Linked DNA regions of Homo sapiens: region 2 is linked to region 1. The links are chromatin loops, found by intact Hi-C in ENCODE. Cell type or tissue: PC-9. All regions are shown on one strand. Links, peaks and the distances in the headings refer to the core of each region. The heading gives the core; the rest is flanking DNA. Region 1 has its middle 34 kb from the start of RPS23. Region 2 overlaps HAPLN1 (hyaluronan and proteoglycan link protein 1).

Evidence for each region. Peaks named below come from ENCODE experiments on the same cell type or tissue, not always from the same donor. Only the 100,000 strongest peaks of a DNase experiment are listed, where the experiment ranks them.
Region 2: it touches region 1 in a loop (11-fold over the local background); 3 of 110 quality-filtered maps call a loop at or near these places.

What each region holds. Positions count from the first base shown.
Region 1 is chr5:82,308,312-82,316,898 of GRCh38, forward strand. It overlaps the pseudogene ATP6AP1L. Among named protein-coding and RNA genes, the nearest start is that of RPS23, 34 kb to the left of the region's middle. In PC-9, for the core only: a CTCF peak has its summit at 4,223 (motif pointing right); a DNase peak (open chromatin) is centred at 4,940; H3K27ac peaks cover 440 bases.
Region 2 is chr5:83,707,603-83,716,189 of GRCh38, forward strand. All of the region lies in intron 1 of HAPLN1 (hyaluronan and proteoglycan link protein 1), which reads right to left. Among named protein-coding and RNA genes, the nearest start is that of HAPLN1, 9.0 kb to the right of the region's middle. In PC-9, for the core only: CTCF peaks have their summits at 4,590 (motif pointing right) and 4,789; a DNase peak (open chromatin) is centred at 4,579.

The DNA.
Region 1 (8,587 bases), core at 340-8,339:
GCCTGTGTGACAGAACAAGACCCTGTCTCAAAAAAAAAAAAAAAAAAAAAAAAAAAAGGCAACAAATATTTTCATCATGCCCCAAAGTTACTGTGTGTTTCTTTGTAATGCGTCTTTCCAACCACTGTCACATCTCCAGATAACCACTGATCTGCTATCATTATCAATTAGTTTCCATGTTCTAGAATTTTATATAATCACATGTGTGTACTCTTTTTTAGTGTAGCCACTGTCACTTAGCTTAATGATTTTGATAATCTTCCATGTTACTGCATCTGTTAATGGTATTTCCCTTTTCATTGCTGAGTAGTAGTCCATATTATAGATGTACCACAACTTATTTATCTATTCACCTGTTGATAGAAATTTGTTTTTTCCCTCACTTTTTGCATAACTTTCCAAGTACAGTCACTATGAACATTCATGTACAAGTCTTTGTGGCAGCAGGTATCTTCATTTCTCTTAACTGTCATTCCAACTAGGAGTAGAATGCCTGGATCATATGGTATGTGTATGTTTACCTTTTTAGAAAACAGCCAAACTGTTTTTTAAAGTGGCCGCATCATTTTTCCTTTTCTCAAGCATTGTATGAGAGTTCCAGTTGCTTCACATTCTCACTAACACTTCGTATGGTCAGAGTGAGACTAGAGAAAGCATTTTTATATTTCTGCATGTTTAGGAATTTCTGAACAAATTTTTACTGGGAACTGGGTTAAAAGATAAGTGTTAGAGTTAGTGAGAGATTTACCTCTTGAAAGGAATGTGTTGTGTTCATGTATCAAGGGGTAATGAAACTCAAGGCCATAGAGACGTTCCAGGGGTTAGAAACTCAGAGAGGCTTATCTTATCCTCCCCTCGGAGATATTTATTTACATACCATGGGTATGAGACCTGCAGCCATTTGTCTCCTTATGGTGAGCGATTTGCTTCCATCCAAAGGCTAATTAAAGTCTTTCATCCAAAGACTAATCATCCCTCTTCTCTTCCTAAGGAGAATTTATTGACACTAGAGGAGCAAATGTTTCTCTCCCTCTCTTGGGAGGTGAGAAGGAAACCACGGTCTCTCTCCTATATAAGCTCCCAGATTCATAATTTTGGTGTTGCTCATCTGTATTACAAATCTCAATATGTGTAGGATGACATCTGGCTCTTCTCCTGCTGCCTGGGTGGAGGAGAATTGGATTAGAAGGGGGAACCAATATGGTTGTTCCCATGAGTAAGTCAATTCATCTGTCTTTGCTCTGGGAAATCTTATGTTTACTCTTAGGAAAACAGGAATAAATGTAGGTATTAAAAGCTTAAGAGTCAGTTTAAAAAGTGTTTTAGCCATTCTGATTCCTGTACTGTGTTATCTTTATTGTGGTTTTATTTTACATTTTCCGAATGTCTAATGGTCCTAAGCATCTTTTCATGTACTTATTGACCATTTGTATATCTTTCTTTAAAACATGCTCGAGTCTTCTGACAATTTTTATGATTTTTACATTGGGCTGTCTTTTGTTGAGTTGTTAGTGTTATTTATTGTATTCTGGATAGAGTTCTTTATGTATACGTGTTGTGAGTATTTTCTCCTGTTGCGTGGCTTGCCTTTCTTGTTTTCTTAAACAGTGTTTTTTGAAGAGTAAAAGTTCTGGATTTTAGTAAAATGCAATTTATCAGTTGTTTCTTTTATGGTTCATGCCTTTGTACTTTTTTCAGGAAACCATTGCCTACCTCAAGATTAAAAAAAAGTTCTGTACATTTTGTGTGTTAGGTGTTACGTGATCCACCTTGAGGTAACTTTTGAGTACATATGAAGTCAGGGTCATTCCTATTTTCATAGACTGCGTTGTTTCCTTTTCTTAGGTTGTCTTTGAAGCTTGGTGATGCTGGAAACCCCAGAAGTCTTGCTATAAGGTAGGTAGGACACCACTTTGGAGTATCGCAGTTTCAGCACTTCAGATTAGCTCTATAGAATTTATTCATTCCACATGTGCGAAGCAAGGGCTTGCTATATGCCCAAGCACTGTGACACATTGCATGCCACATCAACCTAATTAAACGGAAAAGTTGGTGCTGTGATATGATGGGATCCTATACTAATGCTTTCTTTCTAAAAGTTTCTACCAAAATACCCATAGTTCTTCCCTCTCCCCCACCCCCATGCCGCCTGCATTAGGGACTTAGAAAACTCCCAATCCTGAGAATGTAATATCCTTTTCTTCTGAGAAAAGAAGACAAAAGAAAAAGCTCTAAGGGCTGGGGCTCTGGTTTGAACTTATTTTCTATAGCTTCTTATAATGAATCACACTTACCATTTAACTACAGTGAAAAAGCCTCGTTACGTGTATTCCCCAGCAGACAATCAACAGAGGCCTACAGTTTTTTGGTGTTTAGGTATGAAAGGATGCATCTGTCAACAGAGACTTTAGCCAAGCAGTTAGGAACTGCTCCTGAGGTAGGGGGAGCAATTTGAAGGCTTTTTTTTTTTCTTATAAAAATACAGTGCTTCCCTTCCTATAAGACAAACTTGTTAGTGGAGATAAGTAGTTGTGTCTTTAACATTATTTGGAAAACCAGCAGGATTGTGCTAGGGCAGTCTTTCTTAAGCTTTGCTCTATGGGACACTTCTGCTCTGTAAAAATATTTATAAGATTTTATGAAAAGGGGATTCTGTGGTCAAATGTGTCTGGGAACGACTCTAAACCATGTCTTCCTCTTGGCAATTCACAGTGTAAATTTGTATGTTAAAGTTTCTGAGAAAAAATAATCTTAAGGAAGACTATTGCACTTTGTAACTTTGACTAACTCAGTGTTTCCTGTGTTTAATTTTGGAGAACCTTCTTCCTCAGAACACTTGTCTACATATCATGGGAGACTAGAGTTTCACTGATCATAATTTAGAAAATATATGTCATCATCTTTCAGAGCAACTTTACAAGTAAATAGAATCCCACAAGGTGACCAAACACACATGTCTGTTTGATCTAGAAATGGAGACTATTTTTGATCTGTAATTCCACTTTTTTCCAAAATGAAAAATAGCTTTATTATTATTATTGTTATTATTATTTATTCTGATGATAAAGGTATGTAGCAGAAACTGTCAGTACCCCGTGAATATCTACATGGTCCTTTCCATTTGAGAGCACTGTAGCCTACCTGCTGAACTTTCAACTCCCCGCCTCTCTTTGCCTAAAAGCTTTCTCTGGCCCACTGCCCCCAGTCCCTGGCCCAGCAGCCTTCAACCAATGACTGGAGGACACATACACACACCTCAGCTCCCTCCCCGTCAGGTGAGATAACTCAGCAGCATGTGCTGTGCTCTGGCTCCCAGGTTCCATCACGGCCATGAAGCCCTGCTTGTCCACATTGGAAACTGGCTTAATAATGTACCTCTTTTAGCTGCCTTCCCTTCCTCTGTCATTTCTTTTCTCTCCATTTTACGTATTTTGAATGACTAAACTCCCCTGAATATTTCTTATATTCACACCTGTGTCTTAGAGACTGCTTGCAAAGAAGCCAAATAGAGACAAGAAAAACTAATGAAAACAGAAAAATCAGAAAATATTGAGCTACAGAAAGAAGAAAATGAAAATCATCAATAATCTAAACACCATTTGTAATCACTACTAATGTTTTAATCTCTATCCTTCCAGACATTTTTTTTTAATGCAGTCACTTTTTTTTTTAAATGGAAATAAAATGATAATGACAAGTAAATTATGACTTTTTTCATGGCTGGAAAACAGTCCATTCCAAAAGAGTTAAGATTGGATTTGAAGCCCAGCTCTGACACTTACTCTCCAAGTGAGCTTATTCAAGCCCTTTGTGTCTTAGATTCCTCAGCTGTGAAGTTAGAATAAGGACATTATCTATTACATGGTGTTGAAGTGAAGATTAAACACAATACACATACATAACACAGAAGTTATTAAGAGAGCTATTACTATTATTTTAAACCACAATTTAGCAAATTCTTCATTGATGTCCATTTAAGTTTTTCTCAAATTTTTTGAATAATAAACACATAATCAAGTGTTGATTCTAAAAAAGGAAAAACAAAACAAAACAAACCCAAACTTTGTGTGTTTTTTCTTTCGTAGGAATTTGCACTGTCCACTTTGGGTGCTGCCCTGTCATTTGCTCTTTTTCCATCCATCCAGGGAAGGCTCTGCAGCAAAAGTGAAGCCTTTCCCCAAGCCCGTTCTGCCGCCTGACAAAAGAGGGCGCCATTGTACTGTTCATAGACGATGCCTTGCGTCAGTAAACGTGGGAAAAGTTCTTTAGGAGTAATGCTGTTTTTATAACCATTTTCAGATTCATCCTTACCAATTACAACAAGTTGTCCATCCAGAGTTGGTTTAGTTTGCGCCGAGTCGAGATCATTTCCAACAATTCAATCCAAGCAGTCTTTAACCCAACTGGCGTATATGCTCCCTCTGGTTACTCCTACCGCTGCCAACGCGTGGGCAGCCTGCAGCAGGACCAGGCCCTCTTGCTGCCCAGCGACACGGATGATGGGTCGAGCCTGTGGGAGGTCACTTTTATTGATTTCCAGGTAATAAACTAAAACCTATGCTCAATGCACCTGCGTTTTTGGTACCAAAAGAGCTCAGTGTTTGTTTAAAAACACCTGAAACAAACCTAGATGCTTAAGGAAAAGAGAAGTAGATGCCTTTAAAAGAATATTGGTGGTTTTTTTCCTTTGTCTTTTAAGGTATGAAGTAGAATAGGATAGAGAATTTTATCTCCCTGTGTCCCCCACCTCCTACCCAGGGCTTGCTTTTACATTCAGCTTTATCCAGCACGAATAATTATCAGTGAGGAATGCCAGCCATCTAAGCCCTAGTGAAGCTGTGGGTGAAGCCAGGGACTGACACTTCCTGGACTGAGAGGCCCTTCTGGGGAGAGGCATTGGCGGACAATTATTTTATTTCCTTCAGGGAGTGGCGCAGTGATCTTATCAGGGAAGATAAGAAGTACATCGGCAGTGTGAGTGACAGCTTTGGCAGTTAGTAGGAAGGGACTCAGCGGGGAGTCAAAAATATCCCAAAGATCTTGAAAGTATTTGGAGTAAGGAATGGGGTGTAAGAGATTCCTTTTCACCACCAGAATCTTAGGCTGAGAGACATTCTGTCAAGTTCCTCTATCCTGTTTACCTGTGAATGAAGCTTAGCTTGTTCCTACCACTCCCTGAAATAGTAGGCAGGGCTTTGCATGTACCTCTTATGGGCACATTCCAACCTTTTCCAAATATATGTGGGCATTGGCATATATGCATATTCTTCCCTTTCATCCTTCCCAAGCTTAGAGAAGTGTCGTGTGGATGAAAGGCAGTTTGGGGTAGGGAAGGAGCTCACATTTTGGAGTCAGACAGACCTGGTTTCAAATTACTGCTCAGCCACCAGGGCAAGTTACTTAACCTCTCTCAATTTCTCACCTATCTTTATTAATGTAAAGAATACGTGGCCTAAGATATGTGGAAACACTCAGGAGTGTGCCAGGCGTGGATTAACAATAATTGCTACCTGTGAGTGACCCGTGTGTGTTGGTACTGTGGTCGTTACTTTATGTGCTTTGTCTTCAGAACTTACCATAATGCTGCAAGGTGGTTTTATGAATGAGGTGACTGAATCTCCGATAATCACATAATTTTTCTAAGGAGTATAACTGGTAAACGGTAGAGGCAGAACTCAAATTCTGGACAGTTTGGTTCCAAGGATTCTTTTGTGTGTGTGTGTGTGTGTGTGTGTGTGTGTATAAAATGTTTATAAATATTATTTATATTATGTATGTGTATGTCTATACATGTGTGTATGCATGTGTGTATGTATACATATAGAGGAATGGCAGTGAGGATATAATGACAACAAGGAATATTTTACATATAATTTCGCCTATTTAGACCGGGGGAATTGATTGATTTATACCTCTACCTTGTTCCAGAAATGACTTAGTTGACTTATGGAAATACTACTTATGAAAAATTACTTTCAAAAATAGGCAAATCACTTCACATCCATTAGGATGGCTATTATAAACAACAACAAGCAAACAGAAAATAACAAGTGTTGGCAAGGACAGGGAGAAGTTGGAACTCTTGTGCATTGCTGTTGGGAATGTAAAATGGTGTGGATGCTGCGGCAAATAGTATGGAGTTTCCTCAAGAAGTTAAACATACAATTATCAAGGGATCCAGCAACTCTGCTTCTGGCTATATACCCCAAATAATTGAAAACAGGGACTTGAACAGCTTTCACCTGTGTTTATACCTACGTTCATGGCAGCATTATTCACAATAACCAAAAGGTGCAAGCAACCCAAATGTCTATCAATGGATGAATGGATCAACAAATCTAGTGTATATGTACAATGGAATATTATTCAGCATTAAAAATGAAGAAAATTTGGGGATTGGGCGTGGTGGCTCATGCCTTTAAGCCCAGCACTTAGGGAGGCTGAGGCAGGAGGATCACTCTTGAGCCCAGGAGTTTGAGACCAGCCTAGGCAACATAGTGAGACCCCCATCTCTACAAACAATTTTTAAAAAAGAAATTAGCTGGGGTCGTAGTGGTGTCACCTGTAGTCCCAGCTACTTGGGAGGCTGAGGTGGGAGGATTGCTTGAGCCCAGGAGGTCGAGGCTTCAGTGAGCCAAGACTGTACCACTGCACTCCAGCCTGAGTGACAGATGTCTCAAAAAAAATTAAATTTAAAAAGAGGAAGGAAATTTGGATACATGCTACAACATGAATGAATGTTGAAGACATAATGCTAAGTGGAATAAGCCAGCCACAACAGGACAAATATTGCATCATTTCACTTATATGAGGTACTTACAGTTGTCAAACCCCGAGATGGAAAGGTAGAATAGTAGTTACCAGGGACTGAAGGGAGGAGGGAATGGGCAGTTAGTGTTTAATGGGAGTAATGTTTCAGTATTGCAAGATGTGAAAGCATTCTGGAGATGGATGGCGGCAATGGTTGCACAACAATGTGAATGTACTTAATATCCCTGAACTGTATACACTTAAAATGGTTAGATGATAAATTTTATATCATATATGTTTTATAATAAAAAAACAAAAAATTTAGCAAAGACTTGGGGGTAGAGAAACACAAAGGAAGAAAATGTCAGTTAGAGCCACCAGTGAGGTTAATATACAAAACCACGAGACCATCTGTCTGCACTGGCTGGAGGCGGCACAAGAATTTGGCTCTGAAGTTCTGGAGCAGCCAGTATGAGAAACACTCAGTTACATGTTCACAGGCTCCCTAAGACTACTGCCAATGTGCTTGGGATAAGCACATTCATCCCTGGTGGTGTGAGATGTATACATCCTCATCAGCATTCTTATTATAAACACAGCTTTCAGGGGGACAGATGGGCCTTGTTGAAACCCCCTTCATGTGAAGAGATGGCAGAACACAAGCTCAGTCCAGGGGAGAGGAGGTGATGGTGATGGTGGCTGAGGTATGTGTACAAAAGGCTGCTGTCCACATACACAGCTCTGCTGGCCTGGCTTATGGTGGGAATAGAGCATAGAGCAATGTGGCCGGTGCGGCAAACTCGAGTACTTGGGTAACTGGTGAGTTGGGCTGGGACCATGGCAAAGGGTAGCCTTCATCACAATGAGCATTTTACAAATTCAACTGCAGCTGATTTTTGCTTTGTAGGAATGCAGGGCTGGTGTTGCTGGATCTTTTCAATAGAAGCTAGAATGGTAGATTCTCACAGGAAATTTTCAGGATATTCCGAGTACTGGGTCAAACAAAACACACCTGTGGGCTAGAAACAGCATGTCTGTATAACCTCTAGTCCAGGAAATGGGTGGACAATGTATCCTTCAGGCATTCTCCACACTTACTGTTCTCAAACAAGTCTTGTTAAGAATTAAGTGGCAGTTGGCTGGGCGTGGTGGCTCACGCCTGTAATCCCAGCACTTTAGGAGGCCGAGATGGGTGGATCACCTGAGGTCAGGAGTTTGAGACTAGCCTGGCCAACATGGTGAAACCCTGTCTCTACTAAAAATACAAAAATTAGCAGGGCATGGTGGCAAGTGCCTGTAATCCCAGCTACTTGGGAGGCTGAGGCAGGAGAATCGCTTGAACCCTGGAGGTCGAGGTTGCAGTGAGCTGAAATCCTGTCATTGCACTCCAGCCTGGGCGACAAGAGCAAAACTCCATCTCAAGAAAGAAAAAAAAAAAAAAGAATTAAGTGTCAGTCAACCTCAGGACGTTCTCCTTGGCTGGAGTTGCAGAATCAAGTGAGGTCCTCTTTTGTCATGGAGGAGCTCGACTCTTCAGGCACCAGTCTCAAGAGAAGGTCACTTTGTCTCTTTATAGGAGGTGTGGGGCAGGGATCCCCGAAGCCAGGACAAGAGTCTCCTTCAGGATCTGCTTTGGGTTCAATCGAGTTGGGCGAGCAAGGCCCCTTGTGTCTATGGAGTGATGGGCGGCCTCAATAATTTTAGCATGGGACAATGCCAAAGTGCTCACTTAAGCCATCAAAGTGAATTTTCAGTAAAGCACTCATGGATAGTTCAGTTGTCTGATGTACTCTTTAAAAACTGAGTAGGTGTCTGAATGAGGAAATGCTGTGTAGGG
Region 2 (8,587 bases), core at 451-8,450, 1.4 Mb after region 1:
AAATGTAAAACTAAAAACTGTAAAAACCCTGGAAGATAATCGAGGCAATACCATCCTGGAAACAGGAACAGGCAAAGATATCATGACAAAGACACCAAAAGCAATCACGACAAGAGCAAAATTTGACAAATGGGATCCAATTAAACTTAAGAGCTTCTGCACAGCAAAATAAACTGTGAACAGAGTAAACAACCTGCAGAATGGGAGAAAATGTTTGCAAACTATACATCTGTAAGAACTTAAGCAAATTTACAGGAGAAAAAGGAGAATAACAACCAATCCCATTTAAAAGTGGGCAAAGGACGTCAACAGAATTTTCCGAAGAAGGCATACATGCAGCCAACAAGCATATGTTATAAAAGCTCAATATCACTGGTCATTACAGAAATGCAAATCAAAACTACAATGAGACACCATCTCACACAGTCAGAATGGCTATAATTAAGAAGTCAGAAAATAACAGATGCTGGTGTGGTTGTGGAGGAAAGCGAACACTTATACATTGTTGGAGGGAATGTAAGTTAGTTCAAACATTGCGGAAAGCAGTATGGTGACTCCTCAGAGAGCTAAAGCAGAACTACCATTCCACCCAGCAATCCCAGTACTGGGGATATACTCAGAGGAATATAAATCATTCTACCATAAAGATACCTGCACACGTATATTCATTGCAGCTCTATTGACAATAGCAAAGACATGAAATCAACCTAAATGCCCATTAATGACAGACTAAATAAAGAAAATGGGATACATATACACCATGGAATACTATGCAGCCATAAAAAAGAACAAGATAATGTCTTCTGTGGGAATATGGATGGAGGTGGAGGCCATTATCCTTAGCAAACTAACACAGGAAAAGAAAACCAAATACTATATGTTCTCACTTATAAGTAGGAGCTAAATGATGAGAACTCATGAACTATAAGAAGGGAACAATAGACAATGGGGTCTGTTGAGGGTGGAGGTTGGGAAGAGGGAAAAGAGCAGAAAAAGTAACTATTAGGTACTAGACTTAGTATGTGGATGATGAAATAATCTGTACAACTAACCCCCATGACACCAGTACCTATATCACAAACTTTTACATGTATCCACTAAACTAAAAGTTAAAAAAAAGGATTCTAAATTAGAATAAGTATTTTACTTACATAGTAGATACTCTTCCTTCTGCTACATTAAAAATATTTACACTTTGAAACAGCAGGAGGAGTATGAAAACATTTCTATAAAACATCTAAAAATTATCAGTTTATCTTTTGTCTTTTCTTTTCTTTTCTTTTTTTCTGTTTTTTTGAGACACAGTCTCTGTCACCCAGGCTGGAGTGCAGCGGCGTGATCTCAGCTCACTACAACCTTCCCTCCAAGGTTCAAGCTGTTTTCCTGCCTCAGTCTCCCGAGTAGCTGGGACTACAGGCATGTGCCACCATGCCCTGATAATTTTTTTTGTATTTTTAGCAAAGACGGGTTTTCACCATGTTGGTCAGGCTGGTCTTGAACTCCAGACCTCCCAAAGTGCTGGGATTACAGGCGTGAGCCACCGTGCTCAGCCCAGTTTATCTTTCTAGCCATGTATTTCTCTAAACTCACAGAGATATCTGGAATTCAACTAACTAAATGTGTAAGTAGTGTGCTTGTATTTTTCTGTATTGCCTATTTTCATATTGGGCAAATGTTCTTTTTACACAGTAAATAAAAGGCAAAATGCTCTCCTAAAAATAATCTAATTTCTTAAGCATATTAATCACATAAAGCCTATGTCTGAAAAGCCTAATATTTACATCTCCTATTGGTCTATTTCTATTTTCTGTTTTACTATCTTGGCTTTTTCGGTCATTGAATCCTGTCAGCTAGTATATTGGGTAATTTTATTTAATTAATTTATTTATTTTACAAAATTTCCATTTTTATTTTAGATTCAGGGAGTGCATGTGCTGGTTTGTTGCAAGGGTATGCTGCATGATGCTGAGGTTTGGGCTTCTATTGATCCCATCACCCAGAGAGTGAACATACTGTATTGGGTAAGTTTAGATGAGGCTGCTTTCCAGCTAAGAGCTCAAGCCAGGTCACTAAGAACCTTGCAAATCACTTAAAATAATTTGGACCTAATTGTCACAGCAATGAAAAGACATTGAAGCACTTTAAGTGGGGAGATATTTTCATATTTACACTTTAGAACAGTGACTCTAGCTTCAGTGTGAGGGAATAAATTAGAAAGTAACAAGATGGGAGACATAGAGACTGATGGGTGAGGTTTGCAGGAATTCAGTAAGAGAGGATGATAAGGAAGGTCAGGATTTATGCTAATGGAGAGAGATATTTATGAGACAGAATCCATAGGATGACTCCTATGTTCCTGTTTTTGAAAACGGAGTGGAGAGAAAATGGTGCTATTTACTAAACTAGATAAAATTGGGGTGGTTCAAATTCAGAAGAAAGAAAAAGACTTCATTATGGACTTGTGGAATTTGACAGGTTTGTGAGATGTGCTAGTGCAGGTGGTTTAGACACTCACTGGATAGATCTAAAGATGTGGGAGTCGCCAGCACATAGCTGAGTGCAGTGTGATGCATGGACGTAGATGGAAGTGCACAGGGAGAATATGTAGGGTGGGGACAAGCATCTTGGGCAGAAGCCATTGAAATACAAACAGCCAAGAGGCCGGTAGACTTCTCTTTAGAAGCCTGAAATGGAGACTGAGATAGATTAACCATAGAAGCCTGAAATCTAGGAAAGAATGACGCCACAAAGCCCAAGGTAGAGATTGTTGTGAAGGGAACATGGTCACCAGTATTAAAATGCCACAAAAAAAGCACTGAAAAAAAGTAATTGTTGACCTTGCTGAGGAGCATTTCAATGGAGTAGCTGTGGGAGAAAGCTCATTACAGTAAGTTGAGGAGAGGATGGGGGTGAGGGGATAGACAGTGAACATAGGTAGTTCAGGAAAAAAAAAAGTGGCTCTCATGAAAAGGAGAAAGATTGACAGAAGGTATGTGACATTAGAAAAGGTTTATGTTTTTAAGATAAAGAAGATTTGACTGTGATGAAATGCCAATAAGAAAAATAGGCTGAGGGCGGTGCCTCATGTCTGTAATCCCAGCATTTTGGGAAGCAGAGGCGGGTGGATGACCCAAGGTCAGGATTTCGAGACCAGCCTGACCAACATGGCAAAACCCCGTCTCTACTAAAAATACAAAAATTAGCCAGGTGTGGTGGCAGGCGCCTGTAGTCCCAGCTACTCTGGAGGGTGAGACAGGAAAACTGCTCGAGCCCACGAGGCAGAGGTTTCAATGAGCTGTGATCACGCCATGGCACTCCAGCCTGGGCGACAGAGAGAGATTCCGTCTCAAAAAAGAAAAAAAAAGAAAAATAACCAGAGTGGGAGAGGTTGATAATACAAGAGAGAATAGATCTAATAAATAGAGATTTATCCAAGAAAACTGGAGGAAATGAGATCCAGAGCTCGGGGGCAACATCCACACTGGGCTCTTCGAGGTAAAGGAGATTTAAAAAAATATTATTCTACAAAAAGGAAAAAAGAGATAATGCATTGGGGGTACAGACCAGAGGCTAGTTTTAGGCAAGACAGTGAGAGGGTGGCTTCTATTTTCCATGTGAATTAGAGAGGCTTGCACATCTGCTACAGGGCTCAAGAAACAATGGACTTTTAAGAAATATGGTAGAACTGCCATAAAGCATGAAAGATACAGCTGACATCAAATACCATAAAGTTCTAAAGTTGTCCCATTCTGCAGGGTGATATTTACTTTTCTTAGCAGTTCCCAGAAAATTGGAGCAAGTGTGGAGGACGGGGGCAGTTAGATTCATCATGAAAAAAGATTTTGTTTTTTGGATCCCTTTGCAAACAACAGAACAAGGACATGGAGAACGCTGGCAAGCATGATGGACAAGAAAGAAAGAAGTGAAGATGAAAGGGAATGAATAGGTAGGAGGAATGAAGAAAATCTGAGATAAAGATTCCAGTTCACTGCCCTGGACCCGTAGTTGAGAACAACAAATTTTCTAGTTTGGGTGATTGGTACTATAATTATTTTTAAATTATATGTAAGTGACCAGTTTCCTTGGGATGGTCTTTGTTTATGCCTTTTTTGTTATCATGATTAGTAAGCCATCCCCTTTGACTCTTAAAAGTGTTCTGGTTTGACTAACACATTTTATTGTCTTGATATATATAAAGAGAGATGACACGAACTAGGCTTGGTCAAAGGAAAATAATGAGCTCAATTCTGGAAATGTTAAGTTCATGAAGCTATGGGAAATTCAGATTGAAAGGTCAAGTAAACTGAACACACATACAGACACAACTAAATTTATCCATAAAACAAATTCAGACAGTACTGAATAAATTATAATTTAGTGATTGACTCAAGAATGATATACTAATTTGCAGACAGACTCAGAAAATATTTGCATTACATACTTGAAGTTACTTTCTCTGTATTAAATTATACAGCAATTTAGGTAAAGTGAAAATATTAATCATGTAAGGATGAGGAATCATGTTAACATTGACCAAATGGTCAAGCTGGACTTTTACATTGGGTAATACCTCAAAGTGTCACAAGGTGGCAGCACAAGCACAATATAACATGTAATTAACAAGGGTCAAGATCCTTTCAGGTATTCTGCAGTTAGAATTTATACCTGTTGTATATTATATATATTTTTTTCTGAATGTATGGTCCTTAATTTAAAAATGATTATTTTGTTTTATCGTTATTGCTGACTTGAAAATGGAGCACATAAAAAGTTTAATTTTCTAATATGTACATTATTTTAAAATATTTTAGCTAGAATAAAAAACATGATCATGAATATACATTGATGGCATTCTCAGGATAATTATTAGCACATAGTGTATATAATGTCATAGTTATAAATGCTCTGTAAGTTTGCATCTTGATCAGTATATTTTAGATCAAAAATTTTATTTAGATCATCTTTTTAATATATTTATCTCGCTAGTAAAATCTGTGACTTTTTTCATTGGCCTGTAGAAGGAGAGTGTTCAGAAATTTCATGAAAAAATTTTGTTGGCATATTCTAGTTACAGTAACTTTAAGTAGGGGATAGGGTTGTCAGGTTTAGTTAAAAAAATACAGAATATCCAGTTAAAATTGAACTTTAGAAAAACAAGAATTTTTTTTGGTATAAATATGTCCCATGAAATATTGGGGTAATACTTAAAGTTATTGAATGATTGAATTTTTTTTTTGTATTTTATCAAGCAGTCCTATAAGGGGAGGGAGGAGAACCTGGACAAAAAAAAAAAAAGGAAGTTGCTGAGAAGTCCAGAGAAATCCAGGATTATGGACTACAAATCTGACCTAAGATTTAGAAGCCTTCAGAATCAAGGAATTAGAAAACGAATTATAAATAGACTTGAATTAGTCTGCATTCTGTGGCAAACTCATTTATATGGTAAGCTAAACAACATGGGCTATGGTTAATCAAGTACTCTGGTGAATTACCATCTACACCACACATTGATTACTGATTTTTAAACAACAAAATGCAGCAACATATATTTAAAGTTAGTTCGGTATTGGACAAAATGTAATAAACAACTATAATCTAGACATTTTGGGGTCTTACTCAGGGTTATCATTATGAAAATCTGTCATTAGAGCTTCAAGGCACGGAAATACCATTTTAATTTCCTTTAATTCAACAAACATGTCTGGCACCTTCTATATGCAGAGGACTGACTAGGACTGTGAGATGTAAGGATTAATAAACATTGCTGTTATCCAACTGAGTGGATATTTATAGTTAATAAAATAAAAAGTTAAATTCATGCATTAATCATGTCAAAACTCATTCTTACTAATTCTTCCCTGGGTTTCAGTTCTTGGTTAACTGCTTCTCCCTTAGTATATCCCTGGGATGATCGATCCCTTCTCTCTTCCAGATGATTTTCAACTACCATTTTAATGCCAGAGTCTTCCAAATCTCCATTTCCAGCCATGACTTCTCCCATGTACTTAAGAAATGTGCATTCAACTCCTATGAGTTTTTGGCTGTCCTGTTGGCACTTCTTCCTAAATTAGACTAATCATTTTCTCCCAGAAACTTCTATTCTTCCTATATTCCTAATCTTAGTCAATTGCATCCCTCCTCAGGTAATCATCCATCCTTAAAACAGTCACACTATCTCAGACTTCTCGTCCACATCCAGTCAATGCATCCCATTCAGTCATGCCTACGCTGTTTTGATGACCTCTGAATGGGTTTTCCACCTCCAGTCTTGCTTTCCTTAGAGATTTACTGAGATTAACAATTAATTTTATTTACATGATTAATTTTATACTGTAGTGATTATCATTTACATCTTAAAAGAGTTTATAAATTTAACAACATTGCTGGGTAAGAAGAGACATAAGGAAACAAAAACAGAGCTGGGGAACGGTTTGGGTTTGGAGGTATTCAGACATCTGAAATATAGGCACTTGGGATAGAAAGTCAGGACACCCCCGAAGCCCCATGTTCTGCACTGTGCTGGACACCAACAGCGGCAACAGGATGTCAGGCATTCGTATCTCCAAGCCAGCTGAATAATGCAGGCTAATGACCCCTCTCCTCTAGGCTACTGGAAAGACACGAAAGGAAATCACCTCTCTAAATCAGGGTCATCAGTCCTAGAAATTTAATAGGCTGTGAGCACATCTTTATGTTGTAAGACCAGAACAATAGCTTACAAGAGCACCAAACGATGGTAGCATAATCTAATGGGGTATAATAAAAAAAACTACATAAATTAATGAAATACTTAATAAAATATGGCTATGATTATGCTAATTAAACATAAACTGAGAAGATATTTAAACAAATGACTCTGATTCATGTCACTTTTATAAAGCCAAAGCAGATTTTCACTGTTTTCTTTTTTTTCATAGTTTTCCAGAAGCTATGATCAGCATCAACACTGAAATGTCTCTGAAACCAATTTTACTGTACTTACATACCTGAGAAAATATTTTTAAAAGATGTTGGCTTTGACCCGTATTTTCAACATGATGGCTGATTCCTGTGCTTCTCCTATGCATATTCCTTTTTCATCTCCACGACTTTGAGGAATTCTTGGACCAAGTATGTGGATTCTCACTGCTCCCTCCCACTAAACCTGGATATTTGGGGTGGCATAAGGGCTCGAAACTGTAGAACTTAAGAAGCTATGGATGCGCTACCTGTCCAGGGGCCACAGTTGAAGCACTGTCATGAAGGGCTGAGGGGATCAAGAGCAGAGATTAAGGCAAAGTGAACAGGAATGTTAAAACAGGATGGATGTTGGATGCCCCTTGGGGCAAAGGGAAGAGAGATCTGTCTGGCTAAAGCGCTAGGGGAGGTGGAAGAACAGGTTGATCAGGCTCAGCTGAAAGGAGCCAGTAGTTAACATGGTCCTTCACATTTCTGGAAGGAAACAGGCCTTGAGGGAATCCATCTGTTCTCACACAGGGAGTGGAGATAACTGAGAGACTGAAGACCTTGGGGGATTCAATGAGGCTTAATTACACCCTTTGGTGTAAGGATGGGAAGGCTCCCAGATGTTTAAAATTCTTTTTACAGAAAACAAAACATTTACTTTAAAGAAATAAAGGACTTAAATTGTAAATGCATGAGTGAAACTCATTCACACTTAAGTGTAATGCATGAGTGAACCTCATTCACAATTAAATGTAGTCAAGAAATCAATAAACCAGAGAACTATCAGATCCTCTGGGATGCAGGGGTAGAGAGCAGGAGTCTCGGTTTATGAGATAGAGGGGTTAGAAGGCTTGGGTAAATGCAAAGAAAGGGAGCCAGGAAATTAGGAAGGCAAATTTCACCTACTTGGCAAATTTTACTAGTGATTCATGATGCGTATCCATCTGTCTCCTCCACTGGTTTGTGAACTCCTTGAGCCAATTACTATGCAACACCTAGCGTGGTGCCTGCCTGGTGCAAATGGTAAGCACTAAATCATTCTTGCTTAATCTGAACTTTAGTTTCATACTGGTGGACAACAATTCTGTGCAAATGCATTTTTGTGTTTCCTGTCCATCCAAGCAGACATATTATTGGAACCCTAGTCCTCTTGGGGTTTTGGAGTGTCAGAACTGCCTTTCCAGGCCCATCTGTGTCCACACAGCCAAGAAACAAAGCTGTTATCCACTCAGCTCAGCATTTGCACACAAGGGAAAATAATTTTTAAAAATGCATGCTCAAAATTTTCTTAATACCAAAACTATGAGGCCAGAACTTTTTGGTTATTTTTGTTACTCAAAGTACATTTCAGGACCTTGTAACATTTCGGGTTTATGACATCAGTTTTGACTTTCTGATTATTTTAGAATGGATTTTCATAGTGTAAAATGAGGGGGATCACATGGGACTAGCACAGTGCCTGGTAAATAGCCAGTGCTCAATACATTTTTGTTGAATAAACAAATGAATAAATGAATGATCAAATGAGGTGATCCTCCAAATTCAAAATAACAGAGCGAAAATGAGAAAAAAAATTCACAGAGTATGAATGAAGACAAAACCAAGGAATATCCATAAGACTTTGTGAAAGGCTTAGGGAAAT